Linked DNA regions of Homo sapiens: region 2 is linked to region 1. Evidence: read pairs that join two places in POLR2A ChIA-PET (ENCODE). Cell type or tissue: PC-9. All regions are shown on one strand.

The links. Peaks named below come from ENCODE experiments on the same cell type or tissue, not always from the same donor. Only the 100,000 strongest peaks of a DNase experiment are listed, where the experiment ranks them.
Region 2: POLR2A ChIA-PET joins it to region 1 with 11 read pairs; 15 of 35 experiments call an interaction of 5 or more read pairs at or near these places.

The regions. Positions count from the first base shown.
Region 1 is chr6:31,500,092-31,505,091 of GRCh38, forward strand. The region is part of intron 1 of MICB (MHC class I polypeptide-related sequence B); the gene reads left to right. Among named protein-coding and RNA genes, the nearest start is that of MICB, 4.4 kb to the left of the region's middle. In PC-9, no CTCF peak of the experiment used is centred here; no DNase peak of the experiment used is centred here.
Region 2 is chr6:31,405,869-31,410,868 of GRCh38, forward strand. MICA (MHC class I polypeptide-related sequence A) reads left to right here. Exons shown (of 6, transcript NM_001177519.3): 2 at 4,675-4,929. Among named protein-coding and RNA genes, the nearest start is that of MICA, 4.8 kb to the left of the region's middle. In PC-9, no CTCF peak of the experiment used is centred here; a DNase peak (open chromatin) is centred at 2,063.

The sequences.
Region 1 (5,000 bases):
TTCCTTCTTTTCTTTTGGTTCCTTGACCCCAGTGGGCTCTCACTCCCCACACCGCATATCTAAAATCTGTTTTGCCTGCTCTTGGGGTGCCACTGCTCCCCCTCCAGCATTACTCCTTTTGGCAGGTCCTTCCTCAGGCTGAGAATCTCCCCCTCTACCTTGGTTTTCTCTCTCTGGCCAGCACCCCCACCCCTTGCTTTGTTTTTAATTTTTAACTTTTGTTTGGGTACGTAGTAGATATGTATGTATATATTTATGGGGTACATGGGATATTTTGACACAGGCCTACAATATGTCATAATCACATCAGGGTAAATGGGTTATCTATCACAACAAGCATTTATCCTTTCTTTGTGCTACAAACAATCCCATTATGCTCTTTCAGTTATTTTTAAATGTACAATAAATTATTGTTGGCTGTACTCACCCTGCTGTGCTATCTACTAGATCTTATTCATTCTAACTATATTTTTGTACCCATTAACCATCCGCACTCCCCCACTCCCCACTACCCTTCTCAGCCTCTGGTAGTCGTCATTCTATTGTCTCTCCCCATGAGGTCCATTGTTTTAATTTTTGGCTGCCACAAATAAGTGAGAACATGCGAAGTTTGTCTCTCTGGGCCTGGGGCTTATTTCACTTCACATGATGACCTCCAGTTCTTTGCAAATGACATGATGGCTGAATAGTACTCCACATACACGTGTGCACCACATTTTCTTTCTCCATTCGTCTGTTGATGGACACTTAGGTCGCTTGCAGATCTTGGCTATTTTGAATAGTGCTGCAATAAACATGGAAAAGTAGATAGCTCTTTAATATACCGATTTCCTTTCTTTTGGGTATATGCCTAACAGTGGGAGTGCTGGAGCATATGACAGCTCTATTATATTTTTAGTTTTTGGAAGAACCTCCACATTATTTCCCACAGTGGTTATACTAGTTTACGTTCCCACCAACAGTGTACAAGGGTTCTCTTTTGCTACATCCTCGCCAGGATTCCTTATTGCCTGTCTTCTGGATAAAAGCCAGTTTATCTGGGGTGGGATGATATCTCGTAGGAGTTTTGATTTGCCTTCATCTGATGACGAATGATGTTGAGCACCTTTTGATATACCTGTTTGCCATTTGTATGTCTTCTTTTGAGAAATGACTATTCAGATCTTTTGCTCATTTTTAAGTTGGATTATTAGATATTTTTCCTATAGAGTTGTTTGAGATCCTTATATGTTTTGGTTACTAATCCTTTGTCAGATGAATAGTTTGAAAATATTTTCTCCCATTCTTGGATGGTCTCTTCACTTTGTTTATTGTTTCCTTTGCTGTGCAGAAGCTTTTTAACTTGATATGATCCCATTTATGCATTTTTACTTTGGTTGCCTCTGCTTGTGGGGTATTACTTAAAAAATCTTTGCCAGTCCAATATCTTAGAGAGTTTCCCCAATGTTTTCTTTCATAGTTTTCATAGTTTGAGGTCATAGATTTACATCTTTAATCCTTTTTGATTGGATTTTTATATGTGGTGAGAGATAGGGTCCAGTTTCATTCTTCTGCATAAGGATATCTAGTTTCCCCAGCACCATTTATTGAAGAGACTCTCCTTTGCCCTGTATGTGTTCTTGGTAACTTTGTTAGAAATAACTTCACTGTAGATATATGGATTTGTTTCTGGGTTCTCTATTCTGTTTCATTGGTCCGTGTGTCTGTTTTTATGCCACTACCGTGCTGTTTTGATTACTCTAGCTCTGTAGTATAATTTGAAGTCAGATAATGTGATTCCGCTAGTTTTGTTCTTTTTGCTCAGGGTAGCTTTATCTATTCTGGGTTTTTTGTGATTCCATATACATTTTAGGATTGTTTTTCTATTTCTGTGAAGAATGTCATTGGTGTTTTGATAGCAATTGCATTGAATTTGTAGATTGCTTTGGGTAGGATGGATATTTTAACAAAATTGATTCTTCCGGCTGGGCACGGTGGCTCACTCCTGTAATCCCAGCACTTTGGGAGGCCGAGTCAGGTGGATCACTTGAGATCAGGAGTTCAAGACCAGCCTGATCAACATGGGGAAACCCCGCCTCTACTAAAAATACAAAATTAGCCAGGCGTGGTGGCATATGCCTGTAATCCCAGCTACTCAGGAAAGCTGAGGCAGGAGAATCGCTTGAACCCAGGAGGCAGAGGTTGTGGTGAGCTGAGATTGCACCATTGCACTCCAGCCTGGGCAACAGGAGCAAAACTCCATCTCAGAAAATAAAAATAAACATTGATTCTTCCAGTCCGTGAACATGGAATGCCTTTTCCATTTTTTGTGTCCTCTTCAATGTTTTGCATCAGTGCTTTATAGTTTTTATTGGAGAGATCTTTCACTTCTTCAGTTAAGTCTATTCCTAGGTATTTTATTTTATTTGTAGCTAATGAAAATGGGATTCGTTTCTTGATTTCTTTTTCAGATTATTTGCTGTTAGCACATAGAAGTGCTATTGTTTTTTGCATGTTGATTTTGTATCCTGCAACTTTACTGAATTTGTTCTTCAGTTCTAATAGTTTTTTGGTGGAGTCTTTAGGTTTTCCAAATATCAGACCACATGATGTGCAAACAAGGATAATTTGACTTCTTCTTTTCCAATTTTGATGCCCTTTATTTCCTTCTCCTGTCAGATTGCTCTAGCTAGGACTTGCAGTATTGTGTTGCATAACTGTAGTGAAAGTAGTCATCCTTGTCTTGTTCCAGATCTTAAAGAAAAGGCTTTCAGTTTTCCCCCATTCAGTATGTTACTAGCTGTGAGTTGTCATATATGGCTTTTGTTATATTGAGGTCTGTTCCTTGTATACTCAGTTTTTTTAGAGTTTTTATCATGAAGGGATGTTAAACTTATCAAATGCTTTTTCAGTATCAATTGAAATGGTGATATGGCTTTTGTCCTTTATTCTGTTGATACGATGTATTACATTGATTGATTTGTGTATGCATACCTGGAATACATTCCACTTGGTCATGAAGAATGATCTTTTTAATATACTGTTGAATGTGGTTTGCTAGTATTTCATTGATGATATTTGCCTCAATGTTCATCAGGGATATAGGCCTGTAGTTTTCTTTTTTTGATGTGTCTTTGCCTGATTTTGATATCAGGATATTCCTGGCTTTGTAAAATGAGTTTGGAAGTATTCCCTCCTCCTCTGTTTTTCAGAACAATTTGAATAGGACTGATATTTCTTGTTCTTTAAACGTTTAATTGTGGTAAATTATACATTACATACATTTTACTGTTTTAACCGCTTTTAAGTGTATACTCGGTGGCATTAGATACATTCACATTTTTGTGCAACCCAAAACTCTGTACCCATTAATCAGTAACTCCCCATTCCTCCCTACCTCTGGCCCCTGGTAACCATCATTCTACTTTTTGTTTCTATGAATTTGACCACTCTAGGTACCTCATTTAAGTAGAATCGTGTAATGTTTGTCTTTTTGATTCTGGCTTATTTCACTTATAATATTTCGAGGTTCATCCAGGTTGTAGTATGGGTCAGATTTTCATTCCTTTTAATGATGAATAATACTCATTATATGTATGTACCACATCTTGGTTATCCATTCCTCAGACAATGGACACTTGGGTTACTTCTACCTTTTGGATATTGGCAAATATTTCATTTCTCTTGGGTATATATTTATTTCTTTTGAGTATTTCTTTTGGGTATATATCCAGAAATAGAATTGTTGGATCATACGGTATTTCATTTTTTAATTTTTAGAGGAATCACCATAGTGTTTTCCATTGCAGGCGTGCCATTTTGTATTTCTAGAAGCAGTATACAGGGGCTTCAGTTTCTCTACCTCCTTGCCAAACTTGCTGTGTGTGTGTGTGTGTGTGTGTGTGTGTGTGTGTGTGATAATAGCCACCCTGATTGGTTTGAAGTGGTATCTCATTGTGGTTTGGATTTGCATTTTCCTAATGAGTACTGATATTGAGCATCTTTTCATGTGTTTATTGATCATTTGTATATTTTCTTTGAAGAATTGGCCATTGAAGTCTTGCCCATTTTTCTCCCCCACATAGCTTCTCATGGCTATTTTGCCCATTTTTGAGTGGGTTGACTGTTTTGTTGTTTTTGTCAAACTTTTTTGCATATTCTGGAAACTAATCTCTCTCTTTTTCTTTTTTTTTTTTTTTTTTTTTTTGAGATGGAGTCTTGCTCTGTTGCCCAGGCTGGAGTGCAGTGGCACGATCTCAGCTCACTGCAAGCTCCGCCCGCTAGCTTCATGCCATTCTCCCGCCTCAGCCTCCCGAGTAGCTGGGACTACAGGCGCCCGCCACCACACCCGGCTAATTTTTTGTATTTTTAGTAGAGATAGGGTTTCACCATGTTAGCCAGGATGGTCTCAATCTCCTGACCTGGTGATACACCCGCCTCGGCCTCCCAAAGTGCTGGAACTACAGGCTTGAGCCACCACGCCTGGCCTTCTGGAAACTAATCTCTTATCAGATATATGACTTGCAATATTTATTTCATTTCAGGGGTTGATTGCTTTCTCACTCTGATTGTGCCCTTTGATGCACAGATATTTTGAATTTTTCATGAGTCCAGTTTGTCAGTTCTTTCTATTCTATCTGTGCTTTGGCGTCATATCCATGAAAGCACTGTCAAACCCTATGTCATGAACATTATACCCAATGTTTTTTTCTAAGATATTTTTATGTTTTAGTTCTTGAGTTTAGAGTTTAGGTCTTTGATTCATTTTGAGTTAATTTTTGTATATAGTACAAATTAAGGGTCCAATTTTATATTATTTGAACATCCAGTTCCCCCAGCACTATTTGCTGAAAAGATGGACTTACTCTTTGAGACCCTGTCACCTGCCCACCCCAGTGGACACTAGCTGGTCCATCCAATTGCTGTCCTGGGGCCTTGTCATGCTACTCTTCCACTTTGGACCCAAGCCCACATCATTGCTCCCCTCTGGGATACTGACCCCACTATAAACTTCACTGGGG
Region 2 (5,000 bases), 94 kb before region 1:
CTTTGCAAATGACACGATGGCTGAATAGTTCTCCACATACACATGTACACCACATTTTCTTTATCCATGCGTCTGTTGATGGACACTTAGATTGCTTGCAGATCTTGGCTACTTTGAATAGTGCTGCAATAAACATGGAAAAGTAGATAGCTCTTTAATATACCGATTTCCTTTCTTTGGAGTATATGCCTAACAGTGGGAGTGCTGGAGCATATGACAGCTCTATTGTATTTTTAGTTTTTGGAAGAACCTCCACATTGTTTCCCATAGTGGTTGTACTAGTTTACGTTCCCACCAACAGTGTACATCCTCACCAGCATTCCTTATTTCTACATCCTCGCCAGCATTCCTTATTGCCTGTCTTCTGGATAAAAGCCAGTTTATCTGGGGTGGGATGTTATCTCGTAGGAGTTTTGATTTGCCTTCATCTGTTGACGAATGATGTTGAGCACCTTTTCATATACCTGTTTGCCATTTATATGTCTTCTTTTGAGAAATGACTATTCAGATCTTTTCTCATTTTTAAATTGGATTATTATATTTTTTTTCCTATAGTTGTTCGAGCTCCTTATATGTTTCAGTTACTGATCCTTTGTCAGATGAATAGTTTGAAAATATTTTCTCCCATTCTTGGATGGTCTCTTCATTTTGTTTATTGTTTCCTTTGCTGTGCAGAAGCCTTTTTACTTGATATGATCCCATTTATGCAATTTTACTTTGGTTACCTGTGCTTGTGGGGTATTACTTTAAAAATCTTTGCCCAGTCCAATATCCTAGAGAGTTTCCCCAATGTTTTCTTGTATAGTTTCATAGTTTGAGGTCATAGATTTACATCTTTAATCCACTTTGATTTGATTTTTGTATATGGTGAAAGACAGGGTCTAGTTTCATTCTTCTGCATAAGGATATCTAGTTTCCCCAGCACCATTTTTGAAGAGACTCTCCTTTGCCAATGTGTGTTCTTGGTACCTTTGTTGGAAATGAGTTTACTGTAGATGTATGGAATTGTTTCTGGGTTCTCTATTCTGTTTCATTGGTCTGTGTGTCTGTTTTTATGCCAGTATCATGCTGTTTTGGTTACTGTAGCTCTGTAGTATAATTTGAAGTCAGATAATGTGATTCCTCTAGTTTTGTTCATTTTGCTCAGGATAGCTTTATCTATTCTGGTTTTTTTGTGGTTCCATATGCATTTTAGGATTATTTTTATTATTTCTGTGAAGAATGTCATTAGTGTTTTGATAGGGATTGCATTGAATCTGTAGATTACTTTGGGTAGTATGGATATTTCAACAAAACTGATTCTTCCAATCCATGAACGTGGACTATCTTTTCCATTTTTTGTGTCCTTCAATTTTTTGCATCAGTGTTTTTTGTTTTTGGTTTTTGAGATGGAGTTTCACTCTTGTTGCCCAGGCTAGAATGCAAGGGTGTGATCTTGGCTCACCGCAACCTCCGCCTCCCAGGTTCAAGCTATTCTTCTGCCTCAGCCTCCCAAGTAGCTGGGATTACAGGCATGTGCCACTGTGCCTGGCTAATTTTCTATTTTTATTAGAGATGGGGTTTCTCTATGTTGGCCAGGCTAGTCTTGAACTCCTGACCTCAGGTGATCCACCTGCCTCGGCCTCCCAAAGTGCTGGGATTACAGGCATGAGCCACCACGCCCAGCCACATCACTGTTTTATAGTTTTTATTGGAGAGGTCTTTCACTTCTTCAGTTAGGTTTATTCCTCAGTATTTTATTTTATTTGTAGCTATTGTAAATGGGATTCGTTTCTTGATTTCTTTTTCAGATTATTTGCTGTTAGCACTGATTTTTGCATGTTGATTTTGTATCCTGCAACTTTACTGAATTTGTTCTTCAGTTCTAATGGTTTTTTGGTGGAGTCTTTAGGTTTTTCCAAATATCAGACCACATGATCTGCAAACAAGGATAATTTGACTTCTTCTTTTCCAGTTTTAATGCCCTTTCTTTCTTTCTCCTGTCTGATTGCTCTAGTTAGGATCTGCAGTACTGTGTTGCATAACTGTGGTAAAATTAGTCATCCTTGTCTTATTCCAGATCTTAGAGAAAAGGCTTTCAGTTTTCCCCCATTCAGTATGTTACTAGCTGTGAGTTTGTCATATATGGCTTTTATTATATTGAGGTCTGTTCCTTGTATACTTAGTTTTTTGAGAGTTTTTATCATGAAGGGATGTTGAATTTATCAAATGCTTTTTCAGTATCAATTGAATGATACTGGCTTTTGTCCTTTATTCTGTTGATATGACGTATTACATTGATTGATTTGTGTATGTTAAATCATCCTTGCATACCTGGAATACATTCCACTTGCTCATAAAGAATGATCTTTTTTAATGTATTGTTGAATGTGGTTTGCTAGTATTTCCTTGACGATTTTTGCATCGGTGTTCATCAGGGATATAGGCCTGTAGTTTTCTTTTTTATGATGTGTCTTTGCCTGGTTTTTGTATCAGGATATTCCTGGCTTTGTAAAATGAGTTTGGAAGTATTCCCTCCTCCTCTATTTTTCAGAACAGTTTGAATAGGACTGACATATGTTGTTCTTTAAAAGTTTAATTGTGGTAAATTATACATTACATAAATTTTACTGTTTTAACCACTTTTAAGTGTATACTCGGTGGCATTAGATACATTCACATTTTTGTGCAACCCAAAACTCTGTGCCCATTAATCGGTAACTCCCCATTCCTCCCTACCTCTGGCCCCTGGTAACCACCATTCTACTTTTTGTTTCTATGAATTTGACCACTCTAGGTACCTCATTTAAGCAGAATCATGTAATGTTTGTCTTTTTGTTTCTGGCTTATTTCACTTATAATATTTTTGAGGTTCGGTGGGCACAGTGGCTCACGCCTGGATTTCCAGCACTTTGGGAGGCTGAAGCAGGTGGATCACCTGAGTTTCGGAGTTCGAAACCAGCCTGGCCAACATGGTGAAACCCCATCTCTACTAAAAATAATAAAAGTTAGCCGGGCGTGATGGCGGGTGCCTGTAATCCCAACTACTTGGGAGGCTGAGGCAGGAGAATCGCTTGAATCCGGGAAGTGGAGGTTGCAGTGAGCTGAGATCAGGCCACTGCACTCCAGCCTGGGCAACAAGAGTGAAATTCCATCTCCAAAAAAAAAAATAAAACAATAATAATAATAATATTTTTGAGGTTCATCCAAGTTGTAGTATGGGTCAGAATTTCATTCCTTTTAAGGATGGATAATACTCATTATATGTATGTACCACATCTTGGTTATCCATCCCTCAGACAATGGACACTTGGGTTACTTCTACCTTTTGGATATTGGCAAATATTTCATTTCCTTTGGGTATATATTTATTTCCTTTGGGTATTTCTTTTGGGTATATATCCAGAAATAGAAGCAGTACACAGGGGCTTCATTTTCTCTGTCTCTTTGCCAACCTTGCTCTGTGTGTGTGTGTATGTGTGTGTGTAGGTGTGTGATAACAGCCATCCTGATTGGTTTCAGGTGGCATCTCATTGTGGTTTGGATTTGCATTTTCCTAATGAGTGCTGATATTGAGCATCTTTTCATGTGTTTGTTGATCATTTGTAATTTTCTTTGAAGAATTGGCCATTTAAGTCTTTTGCCCATTTTTTCCCCCACATAGCTTCTCTTATCAGATATATGACTTGCAATATTTATTTCATTTCGGGGTTGATTGCTTTTTCACTCTGATTGTGCCCTTTGATGCATAGATGTTTTGAATTTTCATCAGTCTACTTTGTCAGTTCTTTCTATTCTATCTGTGCTTTGGTGTCATATCCATGAAAGCACTGTCAAATCCTATGTCATGAACATTATCCCCAATGTTTGCTTCTAAGAAATTTTTAGGTTTTAGTTCTTGAGTGTAGAGTTTAGGTCTTTGATTCATTTTGAGTTAATTTTTGTATATAGTGCAAATTAAGGGTCCAATTTTATTTTAACACCCCCTGCCCCCAGAACTATTTGCTGAAAAGATCAACTGACTCTTTGTCACCTGCTCACCCCAGTGGACACTAGCTGTTCCATCCAATTGCTGTCCTGGGGCCTTGTCATGCTACTCTTCCACTTTGAACCCAAGCCCACACCGTTCGTTGCTCCCCTCTGGGATACTGACCCCACTATAAACTTCTCTGGGGCTACAACCTTCCTACCCTTTGTGCCTCATGACCACCCCCTCCCTTGTCCCCGCCATGCCCATGATGAGTCTCTTCTCGAGGCAGCTCCCCTTGCCTCCATCTCACCCTCAGCCTATGCACCACAGCCACACTGGACATGGGTCCCTCTGAGCCTGAGTCCCTTCCCATTCCCACCATCCCCTCTGGCAAGACCTTCCTTCCACCACCTTCATGCTCCTCCCTTGCCCCTGCAGGGCAGCCTCTCCCCTTGGCCCCTATTCCCTTAGGGGGCTTGTGGCCACCCAGTCCTTGCACCTGGCCTACAAGTTTGCCATCTTCATTCCCCCTTCTTCTGTTCATCAGCCCCCTCCTCTATCCTCCCACCCTCACAGTTTTCTTTGTATATGAAATCCTCGTTCTTGTCCCTTTGCCCGTGTGCATTTCCTGCCCCAGGAAGGTTGGGACAGCAGACCTGTGTGTTAAACATCAATGTGAAGTTACTTCCAGGAAGAAGTTTCACCTGTGATTTCCTCTTCCCCAGAGCCCCACAGTCTTCGTTATAACCTCACGGTGCTGTCCTGGGATGGATCTGTGCAGTCAGGGTTTCTTGCTGAGGTACATCTGGATGGTCAGCCCTTCCTGCGCTATGACAGGCAGAAATGCAGGGCAAAGCCCCAGGGACAGTGGGCAGAAGATGTCCTGGGAAATAAGACATGGGACAGAGAGACCAGGGACTTGACAGGGAACGGAAAGGACCTCAGGATGACCCTGGCTCATATCAAGGACCAGAAAGAAGGTGAGAGTCGGCAGGGGCAAGAGTGACTGGAGAGGCCTTTTCCAGAAAAGTTAGGGGCAGAGAGCAGGGAC